2 separate regions of the Homo sapiens genome follow, and region 1 is linked to region 2. Evidence: read pairs that join two places in POLR2A ChIA-PET (ENCODE). Cell type or tissue: K562. All regions are shown on one strand. Region 1 overlaps TRIM41 (tripartite motif containing 41). Region 2 overlaps OR2V2 (olfactory receptor family 2 subfamily V member 2).

Evidence for each region. Peaks named below come from ENCODE experiments on the same cell type or tissue, not always from the same donor. Only the 100,000 strongest peaks of a DNase experiment are listed, where the experiment ranks them.
Region 1: POLR2A ChIA-PET joins it to region 2 with 5 read pairs; 7 of 35 experiments call an interaction of 5 or more read pairs at or near these places.

The regions. Positions count from the first base shown.
Region 1 is chr5:181,234,033-181,238,032 of GRCh38, reverse strand. TRIM41 (tripartite motif containing 41) reads right to left here. Exons shown (of 6, transcript NM_033549.5): 6 at 2,225-3,859. The coding sequence ends at 3,258. RACK1 (receptor for activated C kinase 1) reads left to right here. Exons shown (of 8, transcript NM_006098.5): 7 at 314-424; 8 at 991-1,136. The coding sequence ends at 1,056. Among named protein-coding and RNA genes, the nearest start is that of SNORD96A, 5.9 kb to the left of the region's middle. RefSeq lists an enhancer at 1,827-1,906. In K562, no CTCF peak of the experiment used is centred here; a DNase peak (open chromatin) is centred at 2,457.
Region 2 is chr5:181,150,898-181,154,897 of GRCh38, reverse strand. All of the region lies in intron 1 of OR2V2 (olfactory receptor family 2 subfamily V member 2), which reads right to left. Among named protein-coding and RNA genes, the nearest start is that of OR2V2, 5.3 kb to the right of the region's middle. RefSeq lists enhancers at 742-791, 3,444-3,945. In K562, a CTCF peak has its summit at 3,536; no DNase peak of the experiment used is centred here.

The DNA.
Region 1 (4,000 bases), 83 kb before region 2:
TATATATGCCATCTGACTCCCACCTGGGAGCTAAGCTTTCTCAGCCTCCACGTAATGACATTTTGGTCTGAGTAACTCTGTTGTGGTGTGCAGTCCTGTACATTCCAGGATGTTTAGCAGCATTTCCAGCTTCTACTAGATGTCAGTAGCAAACCATCCTTCCACTAGTGGCAACTGAAAATGCATGTAGGCATTGATACATGGACCCCAGGGAGCAAAATCATCCCTTTTTAACTTGAGAATCTTGAGGGGCTTTTAAGAGGAGACTCTCTTGATTGGTAAGTCTTAAGGTTGCTTTTGCCCTGTTCCCCAGGATTTAGAGGGAAAGATCATTGTAGATGAACTGAAGCAAGAAGTTATCAGTACCAGCAGCAAGGCAGAACCACCCCAGTGCACCTCCCTGGCCTGGTCTGCTGATGGCCAGGTAAGTGGGTCTGTCCTCTCAGGTGATTCTGCTTCCAGTTAATTTTCTCCCTCTCATTCTGTTAGTATATCTAGTCTGTCAGACACAAGAGCAGTGTCCTTGGCATAAAGTGAAATGACAAGCCAGGTTGATGAGGATGCCCTCGTTTGCCATGCCAGTGAATGTGTTTCTGCATCAGAGGGAAGACTGATGTGGAACGCAGTGGCTGTCAGCCTTCAATTAATACCTTAATTAATCTGACCAGTTTTCAAATGTCTGGAGCCTTATCACCAGCTGTTTCTTCCTCAAGGAATACATAACCACCACTTACAAGCTGGCTGTTGAAATGAGAGCGGTTTCTTACAGTCTACCCGGCGTTGTGGCACATGCCTACTGGAGGCTGAGGTGGGAGGATCTCTTGAACTGCAGGGGCTTAAGGCTGTAGTGAGCCAGGATCGCACCCCTGCACTCCAGCCTAGACAATGGAGCAAGGTGGACGGATCTCAAAAAAAGCCACTTGGGCTGAATCTAGTGAGACTGCAGAATTTATGCCAGCCTGACCTGTCACTGTCATTTCTTCCCTGCAGACTCTGTTTGCTGGCTACACGGACAACCTGGTGCGAGTGTGGCAGGTGACCATTGGCACACGCTAGAAGTTTATGGCAGAGCTTTACAAATAAAAAAAAAACTGGCTTTTCTGACTTTTAGGTTTTTTTTTCTTATATGCAAAAAAGCTCCATTCTATCTACATTGCTTACACATTAAGTTTGCACTAGCGAACTGGATGCAAGGTATGGACTAAGTAAACAAGGCTTTGAAGGGGAGCTGTCCGTCTAAGTTCTCAGGATTGGGGTAGCATCAGGTGGGATGTTTGTGAGAAGTCACATAGCAGTTTCCCTGAACTTAAACCCCATCAGCGTCCTACATACCACGTGCAGATCATCAGGGCCTACCTTCAACCTGGGGAACCTTCTTGAGGGAAAGAACTGATTTCAAAGTGGTTGCAGTCAATTTTTAGAAAAAGCAGACTCCGCAGGTCCAACCCCTGACACGTAAGAGTGGAAGATGAATCCTCATTCCTCTAAAGATTTGAACATAATTCAGAAAACTTAAGCTTCATGTTAGCAGTCTCTGTCAACATGGTCTTTGAGGAAAGTCAAGGGTTTTTAATTCTTTAAGCAAGGCAGTTCTCACCAGAAGAACTTAATTCAAAACTAATTTATTCCTCAGGTCAAAAGTTTTGGGGTGGTTGGTCTGGAAGCATTCATAAATAGAACCATAAAGTTGGCCCTACTAAACATTTCAACTGCTACTATAACCTGGCCCTCAATCCCCCTACACACAAACACAGTTTATTCATGAGGATAGATGCCTTGTGAAAGGCCAGAAGTGAGCCATTAAACTACAATTACAGTTTCCAATAGAAACCTCAGTACAGGGATGGAATGGTTCAACATGCGGCTGAGACCCCACTACCCTTGCAATTTTCTGTGCTAAGCAACTACAGCATATTGAAGGCCCACATGCACCCTCCACTTCCTACTCCCCTCAATTTATAATGGTGATGAGGCATTTCTGGCTTCAGTTTCAACTACGTGTGGCAAACATCTCTAAGTAGACTGAACAGTTAGTAAGTTAGGTTAAGATATTAAAATGGGGAGCAGGGTCCACATCCCTGTTGAAATAGGAGCCTGCCTGGTAACAGGTGCAAAGCATGCCTTTAACTGCAACTAACCAGTTCAGTTGTGTGGCTTCTCACTGCAGGGGCGGCAAAGGAAGAAATCCTGAGTTACACCCTCACCTGAAGGAACAGACCTCACAAGAGAAGCAAATAAACATTTTATTTCCACAGCACGCCTTCCCTTTTCCCAAAGAACATGAGTTCACCTCAGCCATCAAAGCAGAGGGCGAAAGCTGCAAGTGACAAGGCAAGAGGCTCCTAGAAAAATAGATTATACCCAAGGCTCTCCTCCTGGGGACCCAAACCCGTCCCCAGGCTCCCCCTCAGAGCTTGCCAAATGGAGTGAAAGGCATGGAAAGGGGCTGGGAGAAAAGCCAGCTCCACTGAACAAAGGGGAGAGGAGCCTGGCAGTGAGCAGACCTGGGAGGGGTGTGGGGTGGGATGAGCTTTGCTCCTTGGTTGAGTGCTGGAAAAGGGAAGGGGGAAGAAATAATTTATGTTGATGTAATTAATGTAATGATGATGTAATGGTGCGTGGTTTCAATCATGGCGACCATTCCAGATCTCTCTCAAGTGAAGCTAAATTCTGGCCGGTCTATGGAGGTAGAAATTGAGGACGGAAGGAAAGTTTAGAATCCCTCCTCCCCAGGAGAATAGACATTTATTACCCAGCTCTACCCTTTGGCCCAGCCTGCCTCCCCAAATGGCTTCCAAATCCCTCAGCTAAAATCTGCATCAGAAAATGGAATTGGAATGGGGATGTTGCCTTGCCCAAACCCTCCAGCCTCAGAACTGATAAAGAGGTTGAAGAGCAGGGGTGGGGAAAAGGAAGTTAAGGAATGAAATTACAATTTCCCCTCATCCCCTACTCAAATTCCAGTCCCAGGGCTGGGCTAGGCAGACTGGGAGAGAAGACCAGGCAGCTGTTCTCATTATCAGGGACCCATGCAGACCTGTTGGACAGACATAGTAGGTGAGAGAAGGCTGAGCTGGAGGCCAGGAGGGTTCTTTAGGCTCCTAGAGGGAGAAGCAGGGGCCTGGGGTCAAGGGGGAGTGGGAAGCAACACAGTAACAAGCAGTGGGAAGAGCCTTTGAGCCCTCAAACTTACGGGCCACCCTCCACCACCCACCCCCCAAGTGCTGACAGAGGGGCCCCTGCGGGTGGCAGGATAATCAAGGGCAGAGCTTGATGCGGGTGCCCTTGGAGAGCACCCGGAAGAAAGGAAAGACACGCTCGCCCAGGAAGGCAGCCGAGAAGGTGTGCACGTGGGCTAGAGTCTCTGCGTTGTAGAAGCCCAGGCGCCCAGCTTCATAGTCCAGGTACACACCAAAGCGCCTTGGTTTCTCACTGGGGCTCAGCAGCGTCTGTTCTGTGGAGCTCTGGGCCTGATAGCGTTTGCCGTTGGTGCCCACGCACCACACTTCCCGCTGGAGCAGGGGCTGCTGGGGCAGGTGGAGCCGGCGGCGGCGATGGTGATGGCGCGAGGAGCTGGCATCCCCGCTGCCCACGGAGGAACCCCCAGGGCCCACCTTTTCCTTATGATGGGTTGATTCACGGGCAGCACCCACCGCCCAGCCCCGCCGCCCGCCCACCTCTACCTCCCAGTAGTGCCGGCCGGAGCGGAAGCCCTGGGCCCCCAGTACGCAGCAGTCGGCCGAGAAGCGCTTGGGATGGTCAGCAACCTCCTGCCGCCGCTCTGCCAGGCGGACCCCCCGGCGGTCAGGGGACAGCATCAGGGCCGGGTGAGCCGTGTCAGGGTCCAGCGTCAGGTCCACTTGGGAGGGAGGGAGGACAAATACGCCAGGGCTGGAACGGCTGTTCCCCTGTCAGCAGCCAACTCCACAGATTGGGCCCCCTTTCTCCCTGAATCCAGCTCCCCACACCATCCCAGAGGCCAGCCTCAGATTCCTGCAGG
Region 2 (4,000 bases):
GTTACATTGACTGACATCTCTTTATAGACCTCTGCTGCTATGTCTTCAGTCAGCTGTGTTGTGTGCAACTCATTAGATCTCAACAACTGAAGCTTTGGGACATAATAGGGGACACTCCATATCTCCCTAACACAGCGGTGGGGGCCCTCCTGGCTCCTAGAATTGGACTGTGTTTATGTGCTGTATGTATCCTTACCACAAAGAGAAGAACTGAGTTGTTTCATGTGTCAGAGACCTTCGGACAACCCCCTTCAGCAGGCAAAGTCTTGGCTGTACCATATGATACAGAGTCTTTTTTTTTTTTTTTTGAGATGGAGTCTTGCTCAGTCGCCCAGGCTGGAGTGCAGTGGCGAGATCTCTGCTCACTGCAACCTCCCCCTCCAGGGTTCACGCCATTCTCCTGCCTCAGCCTCCCGAGTAGCTGGGACTACAGGCGCCCGCCACCACGCCCAGCTAATTTTTTTGTATTTTTAGTAGAGACGGGGTTTCACCGTGTTAGGCAGGATGCTCTCGATCTCCTGACCTTGTGATCCACCCGCCTCGGCCTCCCAAAGTGCTGGGATTACAGGTGTGAGCCACCGCGCCCGGCCGATACCGAATCTTTTACCTGGGATCACATGGACTTGGGAAACAATGTTTAACGGGGCCGGGACCATTTCATTCCCAGGAGATAATTCATGTGTGCTGTAGAAAGGAAGGGAAGAAACAGGAGTTGCTCCTCAGTCTGGAGTCTCTCTCTATGTTCTGAGAGTTTTCTCATGCTTACCACTCTATTATGTTCAGACTACAGGGAAAGGATGTTCTCCTGTTGTGCCCCACGTGAGAAAGGAAGAGTTGCGATGGACGGTGTCATTGTCAGTCATACCGCGAGTGACAGGAAGTCACAGGGCCAATGAGGTGAAGCAATGACTTGGTGCCCAAGAGTCTTAAGAACAGTGAGGTTTCAGTTATGCTGGGGCTTAGAAAATAATCCCTTAGTCAGGGCTTCAGTAGAAGAGGCTGGCACATCAGTATAGGTAATACCTGCTTCCTAAGTTATCTTTAGTAGAAATCAAAGTGCCTTCTTTATGAGATCCTTGTAACTGATATACTTCACTGGGATTTCTGAGTCATTTCCTCACTGCTTCATCAAAGTTTCAATGGATTTATTTGGAGCCTGCTAATAAAGAGGGGTTTCCCTTGATATTTAGCCAAGAATTATTTTGTGTTTTTGTGTTTTTGAGACAGGGTCTCCCTCTGTCACCCAGGCTGGGGTGCAGTGGTGTGATCTCGGCTCATTGCAACCTCCGCCTCCTGGGATCAAGCCATCCTGTCACCTCAGCCTCCCATAGGTGCCTGCCACCATGCCAGGCTAACTTTTTTTTTCTGTTTTTATTAGAGATGGGGTGTTGCCATCTTGCCCGAGCTGGTCTCGAGCTCCTGAGCCCAAGCGATCCGCCTGACGTGGCCTCCCAAAGTGCTGGGATTACAGGTGTGAGCCACCATGTCCTGCCAAACAATTTGTCCTAAACACCTTAGTATCGAGAGGCACCAGAGACATGATATGATTTTACACGGACAAAGCCAAGTCAGGAAATCACATCATGTATATTAAAAAAGACAAAGCATCCTTGACGGTAGAATATCTGAAGCCAAGGCAAATAACAGAACAGATCATTATAAACAACAAGCGGAAAACATCACCGTATTCCGACTCTGAGTCTGTTATCACTGGCGTCACGCTCTCACCCGGCTGAGCCTTGTCTTCGCCCTCCAAGGAGTTCCCAGTTTTCCTTAGGCCTTTTCATGTTCTATTTCTCATTTGCCTCCTTCCGATTTGTTTGTCCCTTTAGCCATCCGGGCCTGCACCGTCAGGCACCATCACTGTAAGTAGCGCAGCACTGCAGTGCTTCCCCGCTTTTCCTCCCTTAACTTTGTATGAGTTTCCTACTGCTTTGTAACAAATAGCTCCAACACTGAGCAGCTTAAAACAGAATAACACATATTTGTTATCTCATGGTTCCTGTGGGCCAGGGATCCAGTGAAGCTCATCTGGGTGCCTCCGGCCTGAGGCCTCTCCTGAGGCTCTGGTTCAGCTGTTGGCACCTTGTTCCCTCCTCGCAGGTGCCTCACCACGTGGCCATTGCCTCCTGCCAGGGCAAGTGATCCTCCAGAGAGTGGAAGGAAATCGCCCTAGAGAGGAGTGGGGTATTTTGTGACCTCACATCAGAAGTCACATCCCTTCAGCTCTGCGTATTCTGTTTTTAGACGTGAGTCACTAATCATCACCGAGGTTGTCCCTGGAATTCAGCATGTCCGGAAATGCAATGCTGATTTTCCTCTAGGGTTGGGGAATTGTGTTTACACTAACCAACTCACAAGTCAGGAACTTACTAACCACAGGAGAGTGTGCGTCCACCTGTAACGAGAGCTGCATCTCACAGGACACCAATGCCACTCTTCAGCAAAAGCATCTCCAGTTGTTCAGAGTTCAGACAAGAAGGCTGTTTGGTGAGCCAAGAGTCAGAGAAAAAGGAACTGGAAGCTCCTAACTGAGAAATTTTACAAGATAAGGCGGCTTACCCCCTCAGGATATTTTCCCCAGGAACAGCCTGATCTAAAGTTAAGTTTCCAGAACGGACATTCAAAGACTCTTTGTCAATCTTGGTTCTGCGTTTACTAAACATGGGCTGTGCAGCCAGCTTCTCAGAGCCTCCGTTTCCTCCTTTGTAAGGGGGTCCATTTTAATAACCACTGTACCTTTATTGCAGGATCACTATGAGGCCAAAAGGAAAATGGATGTGAGTACTGTGGCTGGGACACTGAATGTGATTTTTCTGAGTGTGTGCTGCCTGTCACTAGAGCCCCGCCTCTTCTCAGCAGATCGGAGATAGACGGATAAACCCAAAGCCTTTGATTTTTTTTTTTTTTTTTTTGAGACAGGGCCTCGCTCTGTCTCCCAGACTGGAGCACAGTGGCATGATCAGCTCACCGCAGTCTTGAGCTCTTTGACTCAAGAGATCCTCCTCACTCAGCCTCCTGAGTGGCTGGTACTACAGGCGCACACCACCACACCTAGCTAATTTTTTATTTTTCATAGAGACAGGGTTTTGAACGCCTTGCATCAGCTGATCTTTCCGCGTCAGCCTCCCGGTAATGCCAAAGCCGTCATGGGATCCCAGACGCCCCTCCCAGCCCCAGCTTCAACTGCAAATTTCCTACAGAACATATACAGCTGCGTGTCTTGCTGACACCTCAGACAGAAAACAACCAAGCAGTATTTTTCAGCTGCGCGCCCTACAAAAGTCATGTCCCCTCCTCTCATCTTATTAATGCTGATGTCCTTAAGGGCTCAGCTCAAGTCCACTTTTGCCACGAAGGGCCCCCACCTGACCCCACCAGACGATCCCTTCCCATGCACGTGGCACCTCTTTGGCACAATGCATGTGCTGCTGAGGGCTGCAGCTGGGGTCAGTACAGCCTCCTGATTGGTCCCTGGCTTCACCCAGCAGACTGAGGGCGAAGGCATCGCCTGCAACTTAAGCCAGATGGTGTCAGTCTTGTGCTCAGGATATGCCACTGGCTCCCAACACACTCCCAGCAAGGGCCAACGCCCTTCCAGGATCCCCCCACTTCCCCTCCCGCAGCTGTCTGCCCTCACCCCTGACTCTGGATGTCTCATCTGCCAGGCCCTTTTATTATTATTTTCTTCCTGGAGCACGCCAGATGCATCTGACCTTAGGGCCTTTCCTGCTCCCTCTGCACGGAGCATCTTCCCCACTTGTCTACACCCTCCTTCAGGTCTCCCCCACGTGTCTTCTGCTCATTGAGAACTTTGCTGCAAAGCGCCCCAGGCTGCCCTCCTTCCCTGCTTGCTTTCACTCCACAGCTCTCATCACTGCCTGATACTCTGCATGCTTACTTATCTGTGGGGCTTTTTTCCTGTTGTCGAGACAGGGTGGTCCAGGGTGGGGTGCGGTGGTGCAGTCAAGGCTCTCACTGTAAGTCGCACCTCCTGGGC